3 separate regions of the Homo sapiens genome follow, and all the other regions are linked to region 3. The links are chromatin loops, found by intact Hi-C in ENCODE. Cell type or tissue: CD4-positive, alpha-beta T cell. All regions are shown on one strand.

Region 1 (8,000 bases), 340 kb after region 3:
GGCTAGGAGCCACCACTGCAGTGCAAACCAGCGGCCACAGCTGTCAGGATGGGGCTGCCTTTTTGGGGTGCAGCCTACAGCAGCAGGTGTGAGGGCTGGCACAGTGGGGCCGTGTCTGCTAGGAATGCTCATTTTATAGCACATGGGAATGCTTTTGGTTGCAAGCAGCAGAGGAGTCCAAGACTGTGGAGTGCTGTGAGGAATCCGGGCTTTTTCTCATTCTTTGCTTTGACGCCCTTAGCTGTTGACTTTCCATCCTTGGTATTGTTATCTCATGGTCCTAAGACAGCTGCTGGAGCTCCAGGCTAGAAGGAAGGGAGGGCATAGCAACCCCCTCTTCACCAAAGCAGTCCTCTTGCCTCAGCCTTCCAATGTGCTGAGGTTACAGGCGTGAGTCACTGCACCCTGCCAAGAATCTATGTTAAAATGAAAATTTGTTACTGGTACCCAATAGTGACTGATGCCGAGACTAGCCAGAGTAAATACAAAACTGTGTACTTCATAAACAAGGCTGGACATTGAAACGGGAAACGTATGTATTAAGCACCTGGCAGGCACAGAAAGGTGCTTTCACTGATGTATCATTTCCTATTTAATCCTTTCAACAAGCCTATGATGTCGCTATTATGATTTCAAGACAGTTTAAGTAACAAGCCCAAGGTTATAGAGATGAGAAGTGAGACAGCCAGAAGCCCCATCCAGGCTGCCTCCACTCCATAGCCAGTGGATTTCTCTTGCTGTCTCTCTCCTCACTGGCTATACCTGAGTCACATCCCCAACCACTGGCAAAATGAAGGGACATAATCATGGTTGGCTAAGAGCAATCATGATTCATCCCCTGTGTTGGGGGGAAGGGTCTATTTTGCCCAAGACCAAGAGACCTCTGCCTGACCCAATCACAGGTCCCATCTGCAAGAAAGAACAAGGGAGATGGCTGTGGGGTAGGCACTGGAGGGTCTGCCACCAGCTGCCCTCAGAAGTGCTGTGGGCAGGCAAGGGTACCAGTGCAGACTGACATCATTTTTTCAGCAACAAGTGCCCCTCTCCCTGGGGAGTGGGCATGTGGACACTGTCTTCCTTGTCTCTCATGAAGGAAAGTGAGCCAGGCCTTCTTAGGGGGCTTGGTGATCAGAAGTAATGCCCTCTCCAGTGATCTGCTGCCAGCCAGACATCACCCAGGAGCACAATGGGTACAGCAAGGTCTGTGGAAGGAGTGGGCCAGCGTCAAAGCCCCAGCTCTGTACTGGCTCAGCCAGGTGAAACTGTTACCGAATGGCAGGAGTTCAGTCTAGGTCCCATTGCTCACCACAAAGAAAGCCGATCCCTGAGACAATGAATATTTCCAGGAAAGAAGGCTTTTTATTTGGGGGACTTCAGCCAGAGAGACAGGAGCCAAACCTCAAATCTGTCCCTCCCCTGCTGAATAAAGTTAGGGGTTTACATAGCTGGGAAGGAAAACAGGAGGGGCTAGGGAGAGGAGTTGGTCCACAGGCAGCAGGTGCGCCTCATTGTACAAATGTAAGTTCCTCAAGCTTTGCTTCTACGGGCATCCAGCTTGTCGGAAAATTGGGTCAGTTTCATGACCATGTGCATTCAGCAGGGACCAGTCAGGGGACAGGAGCCCTACCAGGTATTCTGGCCAGAAGGATTTTATATAAAGACTTATTAGCTAGGTATAAATCATTGTTAACTAGAAAATTAAAAGAAAGCTAGAGAAGGAACACTAAGATACCATGGAGGTGGCAGCTTGAGGAAGCAGCTTCCACACTAGGCCTGGGGGAACCAAGAGAAGAAGCTGGAATTGGGAACACCATGGTGTTCCTATAACCTGGAAGCTAGAAGCTAGAAGCTTGGAGGAGAGGCCCCAGGGAGCCAAGGCTTTGCTCTCTGAGGAGGGGGCTCTGCTGGGCTGGTGCTGGAGTCTCAGAAGGGGCACACCAAGGCTGGTTCTGTAAGTGCTGGAAAAGCTGTGACGGCAGCTGCTAGGCAAGTGCAGAGGCTGGAGTGATGCTCACAAAGACCATGGCAGAGAAGAAAGCCTCGGACAGCACTTTGGGAGGCTGAGGCGGGCTGATCACAAGGTCAGGAGATTGAGACCATCCTCGCCAACATAGTGAAATCCCGTCTCTACTAAAAATACAAAAATTAGCTGGGTGTGGTGGCATGTGCCTGTAGTCCCAGCTACTTGGGAGGCAGAGGCAGGATAACCACTTGAACCCAGGAGGCAGAGGTTGCAATGAGCTGAGATCGCACCACTGCACTCCGGCTTGGCGACAGAGCAAGACTCCGTCTAACAAAAAAAAAAAAGAAGAATGAGAGAAAGAAGGAAGGAAGGAAGGAAGGAAGGAAGGAAGGAAGGAAAGAAAGAAAGAAAGGAAGAAAGAAAGAAGGAAAGAAAGAAAAGAAAAGAAAAGAAAAGAAAGAAAGGAAAAGAAGAAAGGAAAAGGAAGAAAGAAAAAAAGAAAGGGAGAGAGAGAGAGAAAGAGAAAGACAGAAACAAAGAGAGAAAGAAAGACAGAAAGAAAGAAAGTAAGAAAGAAAGAGAGAAAGAAAGATTGAGAGAGGAAGGAAGGAAGGAAGGAAGGAAGGAACAAAGGCAGGCTCTGAAAGCACCCAGGGGGAAGCAGGTCCCTTTTCCTCCTCTCTTGCCTCCCCTAGCACCCCCTTACTGATAGAATCTACCATGGAGCAGCTGGCAAAGGCTAGAAAAAAATTGGTTTAGAGTCCCAGCCCCAGCATCACAAAGTGGAACACCGAAGGGTAGGTTAGCACCAAGAGGCAATGACCCATTAACAGGCAGCCATGGGCAAGTGCTTCACCTGCCATCACTTCAGGGCTCTAAATCTTAGTGGCCTCAGCTCTAAAACAGGGGAAGTATTGCCTGTCTGATGATCCGTGGATACGAGCTCCAGGATATGAGCGTGGTTGTCAGCTTGCTTACCACTATTCCTCCAGCTCCTGGGACAGTGCCTGACCCATAGTGGCCATTCAAGAGTAAAGGCCGTAATTGGTCATTGTTATATTATTATTAACAAATGGAGATTCTAAAGCCTAGATATTTAAACAAAATTTTGTTTTTTAGACAGGGTCCCACTCTGTTGCCCAGGCTGGAGTGCAGAGGCATAATCCTAGCACCCTGCAGCCTCTACCTCCTGGGCTTAAGTGATCCTCACACCTCAGCCTCCCAAGTACCTGGGACTACAGGTGCACCACCATGCCTGGCTGTTTTCTTTGTTTGTTTGTAGAGATGGGGTTTTGCTTTGTTTCTTAGGCTGCTCTCAAACTCCTGGCCTAAGCAACTCTCCCACCTCGGCCTCCAAAATGTTAGCATTACAGGCGTGAGCCACTGTGCCTGGCCTAAAAAATTTAATTAAAAAAAAAAAAGGTTGAGGCAGCTCTTGCCTAGATTACTAAGTCACTCAACCAGATAACTGCCAGGGCCAAGAATAGAGCCTGGGGCCTGTCTTGTACCCTGATGAGGACATTATGTACTAGTAATGGTTTTATTCTTTAGAATAATGATGAGAATGTTATAAAAACAATTTAGCCTTGGCAGAGATGAGGCATTATCTGCCTTTCTAGGAGGATGTTTGCTACTACAGGTGCTCCAGCACCTCTTATACTCAAGCCAGTGATGTGTGTTTCGGAGGTCCTCAGAGGCATCTCCTCACAAGCCTGGCTGTGTGGCCTCAGTGGTGCTGAGGAGGAGATGTGTCTTCTCTGGCTGGCCCCAGGCCTTAGATGCACTCCATCCAGCTCCGCCTCCTCTCGCCTCTGTGTCCTTCATGCATGTTCCTGCCTCCCGGGCCACTGCCAACATCAATCTGCTTAGGGACCCGAGACCAGTCTCCTCAGAGAGTGTGTAATGAGCCATCCAACAACCACTGTGGATGTGTCCAGACTGTCTCAAAGGCTGTTGGATATTTGCTGGGTCCGCTCTGGGTAACCTTGCCTTTGTGCTACCGAAGAGGAACAATGGCTGGATCATCCTGGAACCTCCTCCTGGAGAATGAGCAGCAGCATTTGTCCTGGCTGCCTTCTGGAGGAAGTGAAATCCAAGCTGCAGAGCCACTCTCACAGCTGGTGCTGGTTCAGTCTACCGCAGATGCGAAGTATCTAATGGACTGCCTCTTGTCTAGGGGCAGGTGAGAGCAGAACTCGTCTAACACACTTTGAGGACAGAGGGGCATCACCCGTCTGTGGGCATTCCCAGCCACATTTCCCTCCCTGGTTCAGGGGGAAGGTCTCCCTGCATTATCTAACTCCAACTCATCATGCTCAAAAGAAAAGTCAGGCGATCTAAAGCCCACAGATAGCCTTGCTCCCCTGTCTCTGTCAAAAACACATATGAAAGCAGAGAAAAATTCATCAGACACGGAAGCAATTGGAGAAGAGACCAGGAGAAAACAATTAGGTAATGAGGATGTGCATTAAACCATCTCTGGCACCTTCTTGACCCAGAAACATTCTTTATGTCCTGGTAATGATGGCACATTGAACATTCCAGGGAATTCCAATCCTGGAAATCAAGAAGGAGACTTACTCTAAAGGCATAGGCGAAAGTGAGTTGTCACCAGGGTGCACAGCTTCCTGGACATTCTACTGGAATAAAACTTGGCTCCCCAGGGGCCAGCAGGAGTCACCCAAGGGCAGGTCCCAAGCAGTCTCCCTTCCAGGCTCTGTAGTAAAAATGAACCACTCTTGATTCGAGGTTCAGAGTCTGAGGTCAATTTCCCCACCCCAGATCTCACTGGGGGCATTAGATCCCCTAGGGCCTTCTTCAGACCCCTAAGATTTATCACTGGCTTCAGAGAGATGAACCAATTCAATTAGCTTTTCCATTCTCCCAGCTTATTTTCCAGGAGCGGAGTGTGGCGCTCATTGTCGCAGTCGAACAAGCTAAAGAGCCTGCAAGGCCCAATACTGACTCCAGGAGATACTGGGAAGGGCTTGCTAGTGATGGAACCTGGCTATGAATCTTGCTTTCCTGATTCTAAAATTGACTCTGCCTGAAGGTGCTGCTGAGGTGCCCTGGGTACTTCTCCAGCGGTGGGTAGAGGAGTGACAGAGGGAGGAGTGCCCCTGACACACAAACAATTTCAGGAAGACAGTTTCCCTATTATCTATTATATAGATTGGGGGGTGCATTCATTTATTCATTCAATATTTATTGAACTTCCACGTATTCCAGGCACTGTCTAGGCGTCTGGGCCAGGATAGAGAGGGGAGTAAGATAGACCTTTCCTTGCTGTTACAGAACTTACGTCTTTGTTGGAGAGACAGGAAATAAACAAGTAAGTTAAAAACCCACAATTTGGGGTAGAGGCCCACAGGTCAGGTTCTGCAGGAAGTAGACTCTGACAAAGAGATTTGCAGGAGGTTTTTGGGGCGTGATCTCAGGAGCAACAAGTGTGAAGGGTGAGGGACGCAGGTCGGACAGATGGAAAAGTTGCTTTCTGTCTTCCTCCTGAGGAGCTTTGCAGCTTGGGACAACAAGCAGTGTTGTCCTAATTAAGATTGGAGGACTGGGCATTTGCACTCCCATGTGACCAGCCTTTGGATGCAAGCTGCCTCCAGGAAGTGGGTGTACATGTGGGTGGAGCAGCTTCCTCTGACAGAGGAAATGACACACCTCTGACACTTTGCAATGCTTGGAAAGTGTCTCAGGTGTGAGTTGGTGGAGCCTGCACTCCCAGCAGCTAAGGTGACAAGCGTTTTTCGGTTCTGCCAGGGGATCTGAGTGGCACACAACAACATCCACTATGAAATGTGGTGTGTGCTGGGTGGGGGCTGACTGAGGAGCTCGAGAGTAGGAGTGAGGCAGGCTATTTTAAAGAGGTGGCAAGGGAAGGCCTCTCTGAGCAAAGGCAGAGACTTTAGGCAAAGACTTGATTGGTGTGAGGAAGTGAGCCATTCAAAGTCAAGGGCACCAGAGGTTCTAAGCAGAGGAAACAGCAAATGCAAAGCAGAGAACAAGCTTGGCACATTTGAGAACCAACAATAAGTCCAGTGTGTCTGGAGCCACAGGAGTCAAGGAGACAGCAGCTGGCAGTTCAGCCAATGGGCTACCAGGAAACCAGATGGCAGAGAGCCTGGTAGACCACGGTAAGGAGTTTGCAGTTTAAGAGTGATGGGAGATGTTGGAGCACTTTGAACAGGGTGAAAGTCACCATCTGATCTACATTTTAAACGTATTATTTCACTAAATAGAGAAATAATACGTTTAAAATGGTAGTAATTGGTCATTGTTATATTGTCATTAACAAGTAGAGATTCTAAAGTCTAGACTTCTAAAAACAATTTTAAGTGAAGCAAATGTTGCTCCATCTGACAATTATGTAAGCCAGCCATACCTGTTCTTTCCCTGTAGGTAGAAGCATATGGGAAACTGCATTCCGATCCAGGGAAGTATAGGAAGCAGTAATAAAAGTGGGAAGACCTATTATAAGTTCGTTGCAGTCATCCAGGTAAGAGGGGATACTGGCTGAAAACAAGGTTTCAGCTATGTGGGCCCTAGCTTGGAAGGGATGGGATTCTACATATGTTTTGTAGCTGGAAGCAGGAGTTTGAGGCTAAGAGATGACCTGAGAATAGAATGATTTTAGGTGTTAGGCCTGAGAGATGAGGGCACATTAGGGAGGAGCATGTGCAGCGGGGGCAGGGCATCCAGAATGCTCTTTGGACATCTTATATTTTAAGTGCCTGTCAGACACCCAAGTAGAGACGCCTGATGTGAAGACATGAATATCTGCAGCTTGAGGTCCTTCGTAAGATCATTTGAAAATAAGAGTTGTGCTACTAAAATAAAATGTGCAAAAAAAAAAAAAAGAGAGAGAGAGAGAAGAAAAAAAGAAAATCGCTGCATCATGCTGTCTTGTGTATAGTTGAATTTTCACATGCTGTGGAAATTCAGCCAGAGATCCTGTGGAAAAATACTGAAAGGACCCTTGGATCACTGATTCTAAGTTTGAAAAAGGGCTGGGCTGGCTGCTTCTAAGCTTGGCTGTCTTGCTTCTATGGGGCAAGTTCGGGAATCTTTTTTTTTTTTTTTTTTTTGTAATTGAGGCAATTGACTTTGTCAGCAAGCTAAGAGTGGATTTCTCTCATAGGGGTGAATTCACATTGATCAATGTAACCAGGCTCCTAAGAGACTGATAAAGCAGAAACTGTTTACCTTGAAAAATATAGTCATCTCACAATTATGTAAGCCAGTCATGCCTGTTCGTTCCCTGTAGATCAAAGCATATGGGAAACTGCATTCCAATCCAGGGATTTCCCAGTGAGTTAGAATTAGACAAAGGGGTTGAACCGAATAGCTCAAACATGTTAAGTTATCAACATACTAAAATCCTGAGCTAATTGGTAAGGAGCCTGCTCCTGGAGCCTCCTGTCTGCTCCTACTCACTGCCCTTCTCATATCAGGGACCTCACAGAGCTCCCAGCCACTAGAAGGTAAATGCAGGTAGAATGGGGACCCTAGGTCCCTGCTCCAGCTGTAGCTGAAGATCTTGCTGTTTGGGTGGTGCCTGTGCTGTATGGATTGTTAAAGATGTTGACTTTCATCCCTGCTTTAGGGCACCCAGTCATGATAGCTGGATGCCCCTCACCTTCTCCATAACAGAGATGCAGCCAGGAGAGGCCCAGAGCCTACTAATGTGCGGACACCCATCACCCCAGCCTTGTCTCAGTCAGAGCTTGAATCATCCCGACGATCCTCCTCGGTCTCATTTCTCTCTGTGTCTGTGACGCTGCATCCATTCTGACAGGCCCTTCTGTCCCTCAGAATGTTCCTGCTGTCAGTCCAGGCTGCTCTGGTCTGAAATTCATCCTGTCCATATAAGGAGACTTTAAATAGATCTTCTTTGATCTGGTGCTGGCTGGTTTTATAATTTTTCTCTCAGATGGAAATTGTATTTCCCATTTCCAAGTTCTTGGGGGATGCCTCACAGTCAAGCCCCATAGACTGTCTACCCAGAGGAGTTTAATTTTCATGGAATCCA
Region 2 (8,000 bases), 350 kb before region 3:
AATTGATCCTTCTGCCTCAGCCTCCTAAGCAGTTGGGACTATAGGCCCGTACCACCACATCTGCTTATCCTTTATTTTTATTTATCTATTTTAATTTATAAAGAAAAGAGTTTTAATTGGCTTACAGTTCTGCAAGCTGTACAAGCATGGCTCCAGCATCTGCTTCTGGGTGAGGGCCTCGGGAAGCTTCCACATGAGCTACCATGCCTGTCTTCATGGTGGAAGACAAAGAGAGAGCAGACAGTGTCATATGGCAAGAATGGGAGAAGGAGACAGCCCCTTTACCTTTAGCAAGACTTATTTCCTCAAAAGAATGAGTCTGTTTCACTCCCAGAGGGCATAATGGATATGAATGAAATTCATATTTGTAGAGAGGGAACTAACATTCTTAAGTGTCTATCATGTATTAGGCATTGTGTTATACACTTCACTATGCTAATTTGTCATCCTAAAACAACCTTAACAAAGTAGGTATTACTTTCATTTTATAAGTTGAAGAAACTGAAGACCATTCAAATTATGCGCCTCTCCTTTCCTGCCTTGATTTTACCCTAACCTCCTTTTGAAGTCTTCTCCAACTTTGTTATAGCAGTTCCGTCCTTACGCTGCCCACATTCAAATTATGCGCCTCTCCTTCCTGCCTTGATTTTACCCTAACCTCCTTTTGAAGTCTTCTCCAACTTTGTTATAGCAGTTCCATCCTTATGCTGCCCAGGCCAAAAGCCTCAGAGTCCTTCTCATCTCCTTCCTTTATACCCCACATCCAATGTGAGGAAACCATCAGCTTATCATCTCTACCACTATTTCTCTGGTCCACATCTCTATCTTCTTGTCCCTCAATTATTATTATTATCTTTTTGTGAGATGGAGTCTCGCTCTGTCGCCCAGGCTGGAGTGCAGTGGTGCAATCTCGGCTCACTGCAACCTCTACTCACTGCAACCTCCGCCTCCTGAGTTCAAGTGATTCTCCTGCCTTAGCCTCCTGAGTAGCTGGGACTACAGGTGCGTGCCACCACACCTGGCTAATTTTTTGTATTTTTAGTAGAGGCGGGGTTTCACCATGTTGGCCAGGATGGTCTTGATCTCCTGACCTTGTGACCCACCCACCTTGGCCTCCCAAAGTGCTGGAATTACAGGCATGAGCCACCGCACCCGGCTGACCCTAGATTATTTTAGTAGCCTCTTAACCAGTCTCTGTGCTTCTACCCTTACACCCTACTGTTTATTCTTAACCCAGCAGTCAAAGTGATCCAATTACAATGTCAGAAAGTGTCACTTTTCTACACAAAATCCTCCAATGGCTCCAACCAACTCACTCAGAGTAAAAGCCTTACCTGATCTGCATCACCCCCACCTTTCACTTCTTTGACTTCATCTTCTCCATTCTTTCATGGTGCCTTCTGGATTGCTCCTAGTACACTTAGGCATACTCCTGCCTCAGGGCCTTTACATTTGCTATGCTTTCTGCCTGGGAAGTTGTCTGCTCAGATATCCCTAACCTCCCTCAAGTCGTTCCTCAAATGTTACCTCCTCCAGAAGCTTTCCTTGATCATCACCCCTCTCCGAACATAGCACCCCTCATACTTTCTATGTACCCTCTCTGCTTAATTTTTATCCACAGCATTTCTTTCTTTCTTTCAAAACAGGGTCTCACTCTGTCACCCAGGCTGGAATGCAGTGGGCTCAAGTGATCCTCCCACCTCAGCCTCCTGGATAGCTAGGACTACAGGTGCACGCCACCATGCCTGGCTAATTTTTAAACTTTTTGTAGATAGGGGGTCTTACTATGTTGCCCAGGTTGGGTCTCCAACTTCTGGCCTCAAGTGATCCTCCTCCTTTGGCCTCCCAAACTGCGGGATTACAGGCATGAGACAGCACTCCTAGCCTCTCCATAGCATTTCTAATCATACAGCAGTCCATATATTGTCCTTATACATTTACCATCTGTCTTTCCCACGTGGAAGAGGTAAGCTCCACGAGGGCTGGAATTGTTGTTTGTGCTCTCTGCTGTGTCCTCAACCCCTAGAAGCGTGCCTAGCATGCAAAAGGCACTCAGTATATATTTGTTGAGTAAATGAATGCTTCCCCCACCTTCCAACTGTTAGAGCAGGCCAAGGGGACCTGTTGTGCAGAACTTCACAGCTTTCTACTCTGAGCTCTATCTTCCTTGTTCTTCCCCAGCTTTTACTTAGGAGCCACTTCTTGACTGAGCTTGTCACAGGTGAAAGGCTGATGAATCTGGAGAGATACTTGTGGCAAGTACCCGGTGTTCCTGCAGTCATCCACAAGCGCAGCAGTGGTGGTAGACAGCTAGAGAAGAAAGTGTAAAGTTTGCATCCTCCAATTATCACGGTTGCAAGACAGAACTTGAAACTAGATACACCTGATTTTGGTTATCTCTGGATGCCATTCACCGAGAATGAAGGGAAGAAGATACTTCCTCCAAAGGAGAATCTGATGAGGCGCCAGCAGGCTGCTGCTGCGGTGGAAACTGCCACATCCGCTTTTGCAAACTGGTGTGGCCCCAGCTGCTTGGACTGAGGCTCAACGCAGGTTTCAGCCACTTCAACCACAGGGCTACGAACATGCCAAGAGAGCCACTAACCAAGTTTCTCATTCCTCCTCTGAGATTTAAAGTCCATCACTTCGCGACTCAAACACGCAAGAGGCGTGGGAGACGGAGGAATGGGGAAGCGAGGCGGCGCTGCCCACCTTGGCAATGGCACAGCCGCGGTCTCTGATGCAAAGGCAGGCGGCCGCGCAGGGCCGGGCCTGGGTGGGAAGGCTGGGCTCTGGGAAGGATGTCGGGGCACCCGGCAGTGCCCAAAGCCACCATCTCAAGCGTGATAGTGGGAAAATGGATGCTGCACCTGCTCTCTCATCTTGCGGGGAATCGTGATTTGGGGAAGTTTCACCTTTGTTGCAGAACTGCCCACATTAGAGCCTTCATTTCTTGGGAAGGGGTTGGCGGGAGTTGCCAGTGAAATGTGTGACACACACACGCGCCACATACTCCCCAAACCCACAGACGACTCCAGTAACGCTCTAGTTACCCTTAAAAAGTAAAACAGAACAAATCAGCAGGCCCCCTCCCTCCATCCTGGCACTTCATTAATGTCGGCCAAGGCCACATTTCCCCTGCCCACTGCAGGGAGTCTGTCAGGAGAACAACAGGCGAACGTTTGCCTCACTTGACTCAGCTCTCTTGGGGCGGTATCAGCATTTTAAAATTCACACCTAAAGGAAGGAGTCAGCAAAGGAAAGCAGAGCTGGGCCGGGGCGCCGGTGGCCGCCGTCAAACCTTTGGGAAGCAAGAAATCCGAAACGCCCGTGACGTGCGGCGTTGTCCGACTCCTTCCACTAGGCAGAACCCGAGAGACGAGCCTTTGGCGGGACGGTGAACGATTGTGCTGTGTACGGCGGTGTGCGTGCGTGAGTAAAGAGTGTGTAGCTCCGGCCAAACGCTAGCCCCCAAGGGCGCGAGTGCTACACTGCGCCCAGCTCAAGTTTCTGTGGAAACTTTCCCTCAGAGGCTCCTCCTCCTTCACCTTGGAAACCGGCGCGGGCCGTGCGGCGCGGCACTGCCTAAGTCCCCGGCGCACCTGGCGGCGGCGTGTCCCAGCGGCAGAGGCGGGGCCGGCGGCGGCGGGGGCGGGGCCGGGGCGCGCTCCCCGAGGCCTCCAGGCAGGTTGGGCCCCACCCCCGCCCCTGCCCCGCCCCGGCCCCCGCCCCCGCCCCCGCCCCCCCCGCGCTCACTAGGGAGAGGCTGGGGGGAGGCAGTGACCCACGCGCCTCAGCCCGCGGCTGACGCACCTTCGAAAAGTTGCGCTCCGACCTTCTCACGACCTACATTCTTCCCGGGCACTCCTGAGTTTGAGCCGGGCCTGGAGGACCTGGGCCAAGACTTTCGAGCGGCGGCCGCCCGAGGTGCGAGGAGCCAGCCCGGCTTTCCTCACTGGGTCCCGCGCAGGCGTCCCCGGGACCGCAGAGCAAACTTTCTGGACTATCTGAGGACACTTGTCCAGCGAGCCCCACTGCTCGGGGAGGAGGAGCCACGGCCGGGGACAGGTAGGTGCTGTGCTGGCCGGAGATTTGCGCTTGAGGGATTCTTTTATTTTAGAGGGTTGAAGGAGGAGGGAGAGTCGAAATGTCCCTTCTCTGCATCCGCCAACTGGGCAGGGGGTGCGGGCATTGGGCTGAGGGAGCAGGCATTGGGCTGGGGGCCGGCTGGGGATGTTCCAAACGAGGTCGCTGCGTCGGGCGGGGGCGCAGGGGGGAGGAGGTGACTTCTAGGGTTTCGGGCTCCGGGACGGGGCGTAACGCGGTGACTGACCCTGGGAGAGAGAGAGCCAGCTTGTTTTGACGAAGGAATATGTCATTAGGGCCCTCCATCCCATTCCTTGGTCCCAGGGTCCTCTGGGAGGCACAGGAAAAGGCAAAGAGATGTGGAGTTCAGGTTTCCCCTGTAAATCAACTTGCTTACACAGGAGACAGAGGCGGTGCCCCTCTGAGGTTTGCAGCCCTTTCCTGGTGTAAGGACTTACTGGTTAGGTAGCTGTTGCTCAATTTCGTAAATTCTGTGATGAAACTGCGTTCAAGTCGTGGTTATTATTGATAGTGTGTATGTGTTTGTGTTTCCTCTGGCTCAACAAAGGTCCCTTGTTAACTCCGCTTCTGCTAGGGAGTGGGAAGAACTACCTTGGTGTCTTATTTCAGGCCTGGTCAGAGCGAGGTGTTGGTGCAGGCGGCGGTAGCCTTGTTGGCTTGGGACTTTGGGAATCACATGAGCAGGTCTAGTGAATTAGTGTCCCAGCCTCCTGGACCCACCCATTCACAGCAGATCTAGCTTCCACTATTCAGCAGATGCTGCAGCCCCAGCTATCCAGGGACAGGGAAACCCCCCTGAAGGGAAAGAGCCAAATGTTGAGAAGGAGAGACAGCTTTCAGGAGGAGGAGTAAACAATGCCTAACAATTGTTGCTTCCCTATAGATTGGGCTTGCTCCCTTGGCTTCTCTGGAAGGGCTGTGCTATCAAATTCATCTCATTAGGAAGTCAGCTGCTCCCTGCTAATAGTCATAGCAGCCCTGATGAAATTATATAGGTCATTGAAAAATAATTCCTGCTTAATTACCTTTATCCTGTTGATTAATGAGAGGGAAGATTTCCTCTCCTTAATGTATTATGCCTGCTTGTCAGGGTCACCTGCCTGACCTCAAGTTCACTTGTACACCTGGCACTAGGCAGGATGCTGTCCCCGAAGCTGTCCACATGTAGTGAACCACAGCTGAAGTCCACGTTTGGAGAACTTCAAAGGTCTTCTTTGGACCGAAATTGAGCAGGATATTTAGTCCATAAATTTACTCTTTAATACAGTATACTTGTTGGCTTTAGGTAACTTTTCGCATAATTAAAGGTTGATATCTTTTTAGTTCCAGTTAATCCCTTTCCGCAGAGCTCATAAGAATTATGTCCATGCCTGTCTTGAAATAAATTAAGTTTGGGGTCCTATTTATCATTTGTCCTGTAGGACAAGGAACAGGATTAAACTGTGTAGGGTGGCTGGAAAGGGGCAGAGAAACTGGACATCACTGAAGTGGATTCAGAGAGTGATTGAGAGTGGTCTAAAAATTTAGGTCCAACTGCCCAGCTACCTTTTTTCTTGGCTCTCATATAAAGACATTGTGTAGGACTTTTAATGGAGGACTTGAAGACTAGAAATAAAAGGAGTGTTTTATTTTTACATAGTCAGAGTGATGCATTGCTGGACAGTTCTGTACTCTGCCTCCCAAGATTGGTTCAAAATACTTTCTCTGCTAAGTTCTTTCTTTAATAGGAACTTGATAGATAATGACTGCAAACAAGAAGCAGATGTACAAATATATTATGTAGAGATATGGAGGTAAAATGAGAAAAAACAAGAATTGCCTCTGAGGAGTGAAATTATATATATATTTTTTTTTTTTTAAAGTTAGGGTCTCTCTCTCTCTCTGGCCCAGGCTAGAGTTCAGTGGCATGATCTCGGCTCACTGCAGCCTTGATCTCCTGGGCTCAGGCAGTCCTCCCACCTTAGCCTCCTGAGTAGCTGGGACCACAGGTTCATGCCATCACACTCTGTTAATTTTTTGTATTTTCATACAGACAGGGTTTTGCCACGTTGCCCAGGCTGCCCTTGAGCTCCTGGACTCAAGCAATCCGCCTGCCTTGGTCTCCCAAAATTCTGGGATTACAGGTGTGAGCCACCATGCCTGGCCTCTTGTATTACTTTCATAAAGAAAATTTAATAAGGAACCTCCTTTCTCCATGCAAATATAAAGCAAAATTGCTTTATTTAATCTGTTTAGACACTTGATCTTTATTCTGTGTACATCTGTCTTCTAGGGTGATACGTAGGCCCAGTGAAGATCTGGATCAGATTCTGCCATTGAAACACAATTTAGATCTACTTCATCCTTATTTTTAGCAACTTCCAACCCTTGGTTCTTAGCCCAGGTAGGGGAACAGTGCTCAAGAGTGACAAGAAACTCCAGGAACTTCATTTATAGGGATCTCTTAATGAAAACAATAACAGAAGTGAACAGTTCTGTAGTGCTTTATGTTTCACAGAGTGCTTTCATGTACCATGTTTGTGCCTTGTGATTTAACCATTTTGTAGTAGATGCCATTGTGTTTAGATTACACAGGAGGAAAGCAGATGAGGTTCAGAGATAATAAGGGACTTTTTTGAGACGGAGTTTCACTCTTGTTGCCCAGGCTGGAGTGCAATGGTGTGATCTCGGCTCACTGCAACCTCTGCCTCCCAGTTCCAGCGATTCTCCTACCTCAGCCTCCTGAGTAGCTGGGATTACAGGTGCCCACCACCATGCTCAGCTAATTTTTTTTGTATTTTTAGTAGAGATGGGGTTTCGCCATGTTGGCCAGGGTGGTCTCAAACTCCTGACCTCAGGTGACCCACCCACCTCGGCCTCCCAAAGTGCTGGGATTACAGGCGTGAGCCACTGTGTTCGGCCAATAATAAGGGACTTTTATGGGCATACTCTTTGCTCCTGTATATTGTGGACTGAGACCTGAATTCAGGATTTCTGATTTACAGCCCATGCTTTCACTTTTTTCCTTGTTACATTTTGTGAAGTGGTTGGATGTGAAATGGGCTTTTCTTTTTCTTTCTTTCTTTCTTTCTTTCCTTTCTTTCCTTCCTTCCTTCCTTCCTTCCTTCCTCCCTCCCTCCCTCCCTCCCTCCCTCCCTCCCTGCCTCCCTTCTTTCTTTCTTTCTCTCTCTCTCTCTTTCTTTCTTTTTTTTTTTTTTTTGATGGAGTTTTGCTCTTGTTGCCTAGGCTGGAGTGCAATGGCGTGATCTCAGCTCACCGCAACCTCTGCCTCCCGGGTTCAAGGGATTCTCCTGCCTCAGCCTCCCGAGTAGCTAGGATTACAGGCAAGCACCACCACGCCTGGCTAATTTTGTATTTTAAGTAGAGATGGGGTTCCTCCATGTTGGTCAGGCTGGTCTCGAACTCCTGACCTCAGGTGATCCACTTGCCTTGGCCTCCCAAAGTGCTGGGATTATAGACGTGAGCCACCGTGCCTGGCCCTCTTATTTCTTATTAACCAAAATATGAGCTCATGTGGAGACAGGATGACAGGACTATATATGAATATGTACATATATGTGTATGTGTAAGTGTGTGTACACATGTAACATATAGTCTGTATAGCCTTGGCATCTCAACAGTATAGCTGTGCAATAAAATTGAAGTAACCTCCATTAAATTTGGGAGGGAGATCTTGGGAAGTGGCGTAGGTGAATAAATACCTTGATAGATTGAATAAGGAATTTTGGCAATGTCTAAAATTGAAAAACTCTGTAAATAGCAGTATAAGTGCATGATTTACAAATATAGAAGTAATTACCAGAAGAAATAGCTAAAAGAGTTGAAGGACCTTCTTTCGGAGAATGAAACTCAGGGGTGAGGAGGAGCCAGACAGGAATCTGCTGTTTTTGGCT
Region 3 (8,000 bases):
TGGGCTTCTCAAATAGCTCAGGCCACCACCTCTTCAGTAACCCTTCCTTAACCTAAAGTACCCCTACTTCAATTTCTCACAACAGTCCTTTCTTTTACTGAATTAGTTGTCCCTCCTCTGGGTTTCGAAATCATCCTCTGCATATTACCTTCAAAGAAGGAATCACACTGTTCTCTGTTTGTTTATAAGACACATCTCCCCTACTAGTTTTTGAACTCCTTAAAGGCAAGGATCATCTTTATGACCCAGCTCAAAGCCCAATGTCTGGTATTAGTAGACATGCTAAAATGTTTGTGAAGTGATGAATACATGTATGAATATATTCAGACTTAGAAACAGCATCACAGAGATGGGTCTTCAGAAAACATTTAATATATCCCGCTTCACCCAAAACTCCCTAAATAAGTATTTCCAAAGAGTTGTGTTATTATTAAAACAAGAAAATAATTTTCCATGTTCAATATAAAATAAACATTTTTCTAATGAAAATAGGATTAAATAAGAATCTTACCGGCAAAGTTCCAGGTAGAGATGCATCAAAAAAAGAAACCAAAGAATTTGGAGGTGCTGAAAAGCGAACTTGAGATCCAGAGAAGAGTTTAGAGTTGGAGGAAATCTGGGCATGAATTTCCAAACCTACCACAGCAGCCCATTTGTGTTCACTAAGAAGAAAGAGATAATGGTTAAGATGTATTATATTTGTCACCATGAATGAATTTCTATAAGTCTAAACCACAAATGTTAATTTCCTATATGTGTTTTAAACTTAATACAATGTTATATCCTCACATTAAAAATGTGTCATATTTTATCAGTGACTAAATAAAAAACAATTTAGAATAAGCGCCTACACTGAGATTGGCAAACTAAAATTCATTTACAACATGGCATCAGGAGGCTGATGATATAAACATGAAGGCTATAGAGAAAGGAACAATTTGGCGTCTTAAAACAATTTAGAAATGGGTATCAGGTGACAACTGCTTGGCTGACTTCAGTGAAAAGCGGCATTTAACAAATTAACTGTAACTTATCAAGTAATCACTCAGTAAATGATGAAAGCTGATCTTTCCCACATTATCTAGAATTAACATAAATGGCAACATTCTACTACTAGAGAAATAATGATAAATAGTTCCACGTCTCTTATTTAAAAAGGAAATTCTCAACCATGTTTTGGTTTGCATGTATAATAACCAGAGAGACACAGATACAATAAATCACCACTAAATGATACTCTTAAAAAAATTTTGCAAAACTCCACCACACTAAACCATCTGATGCGGCATATTTTTGGTCCCCCAAATCACTTTCAATTCCTGAGACCTAATTTCAGGTTACTTTTTTAATGCTTATTTGCTATCAAATCTAAGAAGCTGTTAAATGCTATAATAATCTCTCTTATCTGGTCAGTCCTACTCTGTTGGGTCTGTACATAGGCCTCTCCAGGTCCTTATAAATGTGCTTATTCCCTATGAAATCCATGTATGTTCCTATCCTGCTCTTCTCCCAAGTAATTTTGTGTATATACATATATATATATATACATATTTTACATCGTTTTGTTTTGTTTCAATCATTTCAACATATAAAGTTCTATATCTGAAGTACTGCAAGAATAAGTCCTTCTTTTTAAAGTTTGGAAACACAGCCCATAAGGGAGGGGAATTAAAGTAGGAACTCATTAGAAATTCTGCATGCAGTAAAGCACCATTCAAAGTATTTTTGCATTTCCATTACATGAGAGAAAAAATGTACTTTCCATTCACAAGGAAACAATCTAATTCACGAAAAGAATACAAAACTGAATACTTCTTTCTGGACAATTTCCCTCTGTTCCTCCAACTGAAAGTAAAAATAATGCCAACTAGTCTCAAAGAATAAACAAAATATTAGAAACTTGCCATATGTTTCTGTATTTAAAGAGAAACTATTTAATTCTTACATAATGAAGCATAAACAGCTGTTCAGGGGATATCTGGCCAAATAAGCAAAACTCTCCATATAACCAGGGGGAGTATCTCTTCTTTTGGCTGCGTCCTCCTAGGTCTAGTCACACATATTCCAACATAAAACGCCTGCACAGATAGCTAGTGTTTTCTGACTAATGACAATAACCCACCACTACCAAGAGCTTGTAGGTAAAGGCTCCCTTTCTACCTTTAGAACGCTGCCAGCCCATACTAGCGCTAAATAAAATCAGCTAAATATGATCCCGCTTCTCGTGTCACCGTCCCCACTGCTAGTGCTATTAGTAAGATGACCGAATCCACTCTTCTGTCTGTGCACCCTTCAAGAAAATATTTGCTATTTTACACTCGCGAATTCCCCAACTACATCTATTTGAAAACAGTGGTTTATATATGGGGGCGGAGTTGATAGAAAGTCTGTTTGTGCTTTTATTTAGGTTTCGGGGCTCCAGGTTATAACTCAACGCCCTCCCGTCAGCCAAAACGTCTAGAAGCTGGGCCGTAATTGCCATTATTTCCCCAGTCCTGCAGTTCCACCTCACAGTTAGGTGGGCAGAAATGTATGAAACAGAATACCCTTTCCTCGTCTTCTGGGCCGTGTGGAGGGGCTGCTGAGCCACTGAGCTCTCTCCCCTAATCTGGTTGGATGTGGACCCAGTCGGAGCCCCTCTTCGGTGGCAAGAACCACCGTCAACCCGGGCGAAAGCCCAACGTCTTCCACGGCAGCCCCAGCGCAGCATGGGCGCCGCCATTGTAACTCCAGGGTCTTGGTCAGGTGACTCAGCCTCACTATGCCGCGAGGCTCCCTGGGAAGCGTAGTTCTGGAAATGCATTAAAAACGCCATAGGCTCGGACCGGAAGACTACTATTCCCGGCGAGCATTGTGATTCGAAGCCTGCCGGAACCCCGCGGAGAGGGGAGGGAAGGAGAAATAGAGGAGAGGGTGGGAGGGTTTCTGGGTGGGGAGGTGTGACTCCTCCTAGCGGGGAGTTGGAGAGGTTTGTGGCTGTGAGCGTGTGTATAAGTTAGAGTGTGAGCGCTTGATGCTTGGTGCTAAAGCGTGGCCGGGATTTTATAACCCAGTTAACCTTGCAAGGGGAAGTAAATGACCTTGACAGCTCAGCAGAGACTTCCTCAGCCCCCAAACCCAATCCGTTATATTCTCTGTCTACTCTCCTGCTTCACTCAGCAATTTGTGCGTTAATGCAACAAATACTTATTTGCATGCCTACCGTAATGCCAGGCTCAGTTCTCTTAGGCACTGTAGTTACTGCAGAGATCAAGACAGTTATGGCCCGCATGTTCATGGAGCTTACATTCTAAAGAAGGGAGACATACAGAAGTTAACAAAAATAAGATACTTCCATATAGGTAGTAAGTGCTATGTTTAAGCAGAGGTAATTGGAGACAAACAGCCCTAGATTGAATGTTCATGTACATTTTAACCTCCTTTTTATTATTGGCCAGTATCAGAAACACACTCCTTATATGCTAGGAGCAGATACCATCGTCCCAGCGGACTTCCTTCATTTTCCTGTGTCAAAACTAATACCCCTTGTTAAAACTGCCACCGATTTCTTGTGTTTGAACACAGTCTAGAATAGTCATTTAGCCACTCTCTATTTCATCACCCGACTTTGATTGTCCTCGTAGTGCTTTTGACTGCCTGATGTTTATCTTCTATTTCCACAAATTCCTCGTCTGTCTTATTCACTACAGTACAAAGTAGGTTCCTTAAAAATATTTGTTGAATAAAGTAGTGCAGTGTGGAGAATGCATTTGACAAAGGATGGAGTGGATGCCCTTTGGAGCAGTAATTGTTTAGGGGAGAGATGATGAGTTAGGGTGGTGGCAGAGCCAAAGAGAAATGGATCTGTTTGAGATAGATATAGGAAGTAAAATTGAAGGACTCTGATGGATTGGATATGATGGTGGAAGGCTAGGAGAAACAAATAACTCCTGGATTTCTGGTTTGCACAACTGGCTGATGAAGTTATCCACCGAGATAAGGAAACCAGAAAAGGAACAGGTTTGCAAAGAAAACATATGAGTTTGGTTGCCTTGGAGACATTCAAGAGGAGAAATCAAGTAGACATCAGTGATGCCTAATTCTGAGTATAGAGCAGGGCAAGGGGAAAAGCTGCATATTTTGTATACTTCACATTGATAGATTTTCAGTTATTGATCAATAATCCATTGATTAGTTGGCTGTAACCTTTGATCTTTTCCTTTAATACACTTCAATTGCATATCCATATGGAAGAAAGAAACTTTAGTTACTGTCCTTAAAATTGTCATCATTTATTTTTTCCATCTTTTCTACTTTTTCATCCACTATCACTGTTCTAAATTGCCACACCAGAAGTATCAGTCATTTGACCAAGGATGAAAATGACAAAAATGACAGGGACTGGAAGGGAGTGGTGGAGACTTGTTCCAAAATTTCTCTCTAATTATTGCCCTTTATTTAAGGTTCAGATGATTCTCTAGATCCTTTACTAGAGTCTTCCCTCTGAGTTTCCATGTTTTCCACCTTTACTCTAGGTAAGCTAGCTTTCTTTTACTTATTTAGCTCCTCAGGTTTTTCTGGCCCAGACTAGGGGTCAGGAGAGTTGCCTCTGAGCACAAAATGGCTTCACTTTTGTTAGGACAACAGAGGAGAATGGAATCTTGTATCTCTAGCTAAAAAGAGAGGGGGACACTTGTTACCTCATCGCTGGTAATCAGCATCCTTAAAAGGCGATTCACTCCATCAAATGGAAGATTGGGAATGTTTTGAAAACCACTGTAAGGGAGAGCAACACATTTAATGAAAATCCTAATCTTACGGGTAAAACGCGCTATAAGGGAAGCTCATCTTTGTTTCTGAAGCGGTATTATTCAGTAATAGGCTATCGCCTCAAAGGCCCCACCCCACCACTAGAGGAGATAAAAATCCTACGCATGTAAGTGTATTTGCTTCCTTTCACGAACGGAAACCGGCCAGTTTCCTGCATCTTGTCTCTATCTAATCATTGCCCTTTCAAAAATCCTATAGAACTAATCGTGGAAATAGAGACTTGTCAATAACCATCTCTTTGGCTGTCCTCTCCCTCAAGACTATTTGTCATTTCCCGAAATGCCTGTAGTTTTCCTTGTGAAAACAGGAGCACTGTTTTCTGAGTGCTCCCCCTGCCTTGCTCCTTAGCTGGTCATACTCCCACCAAACCGCCTTCTGTGGGACCATTTCTAGCCTTCCTGCTGCATGCCAAATCTGATATCTGTCAGAACTATTGCTGATAGACAGCTCTCCAGCTGCGAGAGCTATTTTGGTTGCACCGACAAGGTGGCTGTCATCTGGGAGACACAGAGATTTTCATTTTCAAGGAACTCAGAAGGTAGCTGGGCAGAGTTTCTAGCAAAAACAACATTTTTCTTAGGGAGAGCCTCTCGGCTCTTATTTTATCCATATAATTGATACACAGTACAAATAGATTTAGAACAGGTTTTTAAAAAGCTATGTAAAGCAGAGCAGAATTTCGAGTCGTTACTTATAAATGGCAGTAGTTAGATGTGTCAAAATAACATGCTTGGTTTTGTTTAGTGCTCTTCAGTGGGTCTTTGAATGTCAGAGTTGGAATGAACTGGCTCACCTCTGCATTTGACTCAAAACTATGAATAAAACCACATTGATTTCTGAACACAGATTACTTTTTCTCTCAAATCTAAGTTGTGCTTAATTGTAATCATTCCCTTTCACTAGTTCACGATGGGGGAAATAACATGAATACCCAATGTCCTAGGATAGATAGCTTCTTCAGCAATGTGGGTGCAATGTGAGGGGGTAATACAGGTGGTTCTAAGTTTCCACTTTTTAAATGAAATAAATAATTTCAATAGAAACATTAAAATTGCAAGTAAAGTGAAAAAGAGACAGTTTCCACTATCCTGGCAATGTATGTCGAAATCTATTTGTATACATCTTTCCAGTTAAAATTGCATTAACTAATGTAGTCTTTGATTAACTACTTTTGTCCTGTGGAAACAAAGTCAATGCTTTAAAAGCATTTAGCAGGCTAATCAACAAAATGCCCCTTGTAGTCTAACAGAGCTGGAAGCAGATGGTTATCTTAGTATTTCTTAGCACAGTTGTGAGCTTGATCCCTGTCTTTCTTGGCTGTGAGTTTCTATGTGTTCTATGGCTATGGAACTCAGCCTGCTGTCTTGAAACTTTATGCCACATGGTAGAGACGGAAGATGGCTAGGTCAGTAGATATTCTCTTAAAAAAAGAGAAAGAAACCACAGCAGTAACAACAAAACCCACATAAGATAATGTACATATAACAGAAATTAATAGCATCATTTATGTTGTAACTAGAAGAGCTCCTGTTTTTGAGAAAGCATTCTGAAAACATGAAGTTCCTTCTTAGAAAAACTACATTTTAAAATCCAGTTAGGTGTCATTAGGGGAAAAAAGAAAGACTGGGAATACATGCATGCTGAGCAATTGGGAAAACAGGATTCATTTCCTTTTATTTTACCATTAAAGTCTTGATTCTGATAAAATACTGATGCAGAGGGAATAATTGCTTTCTCTAGAAGATTGCTTTGCAGCAAAGAAATCTATGACTCCTTTTTCCTTTCCAGTGCAAGGAAATAGAACACCCTGTTCAATGTCCTTGAGAGATGAAGGGCCATATGGGGAAGATGAGGCCAGCACATTGTTGCTATTATGCCTGGACCATAAACTGGAAGCTCTCTATGGTCTCCCTTCTTCTATCTAATCTCAGGGGATGGTTTGGATGGTTTGCTCTTTCCCCGGGCTTTTTCTAGAAATTTCTAGAAATCTGGCTACTCCCTCAGAGCCAACAAGAATGATGTGTAAGAAAGAAGCTCCACTTCCATACATCCTTTGCTTCATGACGTACTTGAAAGAAGATACTCCTGATTTGTAAGTAATGGGTGGTAGAACACGTTAAACTCCATGTTTCTGTAAACTGTGTTTTTGCATGTGGTCATATCCCTCTATGCACCAAGAAATTCTCTCTTTTGTGTTTTGGAATTCGATATTTGGCCTTCAAAGTTAGAGAGCTTGTACACACACACACACATCACCAAACACACACTTCTAAGCAGTAGCTTAATTCAGGAGCTCCAATAATAGAAACGTTTAGGTTTCAAAACAGATGATGTTTTTGTATGTCAGATGGTTCTCCTGATTTTAAGCCTAAAGATGTTGAAAAGTGTGGCATTAAAGAACTCCACCACCAAGACACGTGGACTTTGATGAGACCTTTCAGCGAATGAACTCCTACTTGATAATTGAAGGGAAGATGTATCAGAGTCCATCAGCATGGTACAGAAGAGAATGGAAGAGCTTATCTTACACATCCTGCCCTGTAATTGGTGTCATTACCTATGCGTATCTGAACTGGTATCTCTGTATCTAGGCCACCCTTGAACCAAGAATGGATGGACTGCACAAAGCAATAAAGGCTGAACTCATGTTGGTGGTAGAGCCTTCAGGGCTCACCACAGTTTAATGTATAGCCGTTGAGAAGAAATTTAGTGCTCCATGAAGAAGTGCCAGATTGAATTAAAATCAAGCAACAATCAGATGAAACAACCACGGAGATAAATGCAGAGAGAGAGAGAGAGAGAGAGAGAGAGAGAGAGAGAATTCCCAGGGATTCATTAATACTAGTTAGGGAAAGACCAGCACACACATTATTCATGTCTCCTTGGAGTCTGAGTCTAGATTCTAATTCAACAATAAGATTTTGATGACTTGGCCTAGCAGTGATTTCAGTTGATGTGAATTCCACACTTACATCAGCTTGGCTACTAAAAGGCATTTTCATCCCCTCACGTATAGTAAGAATGAAGATAAATGGTGTTAAGAATGGGACTGGATACTGTGTTTTTCAAAAGGCAAAAGAAAGTAAGAATACGTAAAATGCCTCTCTAGCAAACAGGAGCCTGTCTAGCCCAATATTCTATTTGTGTTTATTCCCTATAGCTGTTATCTTTCTTTTGGCTGCCGTAGCATA

Evidence for each region. Peaks named below come from ENCODE experiments on the same cell type or tissue, not always from the same donor. Only the 100,000 strongest peaks of a DNase experiment are listed, where the experiment ranks them.
Region 1: a loop joins it to region 3, with 3 times the contacts of the local background. A loop is called at or near these places in 9 of 110 quality-filtered maps.
Region 2: a loop joins it to region 3, with 9 times the contacts of the local background. A loop is called at or near these places in 8 of 110 quality-filtered maps.

The regions. Positions count from the first base shown.
Region 1 is chr4:152,095,114-152,103,113 of GRCh38, forward strand. It overlaps LINC02273 (long intergenic non-protein coding RNA 2273), which reads left to right and starts at 5,640. Exons shown (of 3, transcript NR_121628.1): 1 at 5,640-5,704; 2 at 6,371-6,467. RefSeq lists enhancers at 5,297-5,797, 5,404-5,698, 5,798-6,298, 6,593-7,792. In CD4-positive, alpha-beta T cell, a CTCF peak has its summit at 4,788; DNase peaks (open chromatin) are centred at 4,648, 5,418 and 5,648; H3K4me3 peaks cover 1,517 bases; H3K27ac peaks cover 7,236 bases.
Region 2 is chr4:151,405,398-151,413,397 of GRCh38, forward strand. It overlaps FHIP1A (FHF complex subunit HOOK interacting protein 1A), which reads left to right and starts at 3,779. Exons shown (of 14, transcript NM_001109977.3): 1 at 3,779-4,068. FHIP1A-DT (FHIP1A divergent transcript) reads right to left here and starts at 3,495. Exons shown (of 3, transcript NR_183963.1): 1 at 1,786-3,495; 2 at 126-211. RefSeq lists enhancers at 2,209-2,518, 2,350-3,049, 3,050-3,749 and silencers at 2,976-3,448, 3,569-3,738. In CD4-positive, alpha-beta T cell, no CTCF peak of the experiment used is centred here; DNase peaks (open chromatin) are centred at 2,824, 3,574, 4,214 and 4,384; H3K4me3 peaks cover 2,306 bases; H3K27me3 peaks cover 415 bases.
Region 3 is chr4:151,758,261-151,766,260 of GRCh38, forward strand. GATB (glutamyl-tRNA amidotransferase subunit B) reads right to left here and starts at 2,747. Exons shown (of 13, transcript NM_004564.3): 1 at 2,547-2,747; 2 at 512-662. The coding sequence starts at 2,722. RefSeq lists an enhancer at 2,463-2,742. In CD4-positive, alpha-beta T cell, a CTCF peak has its summit at 3,057; a DNase peak (open chromatin) is centred at 2,841; H3K4me3 peaks cover 1,298 bases; H3K27ac peaks cover 704 bases.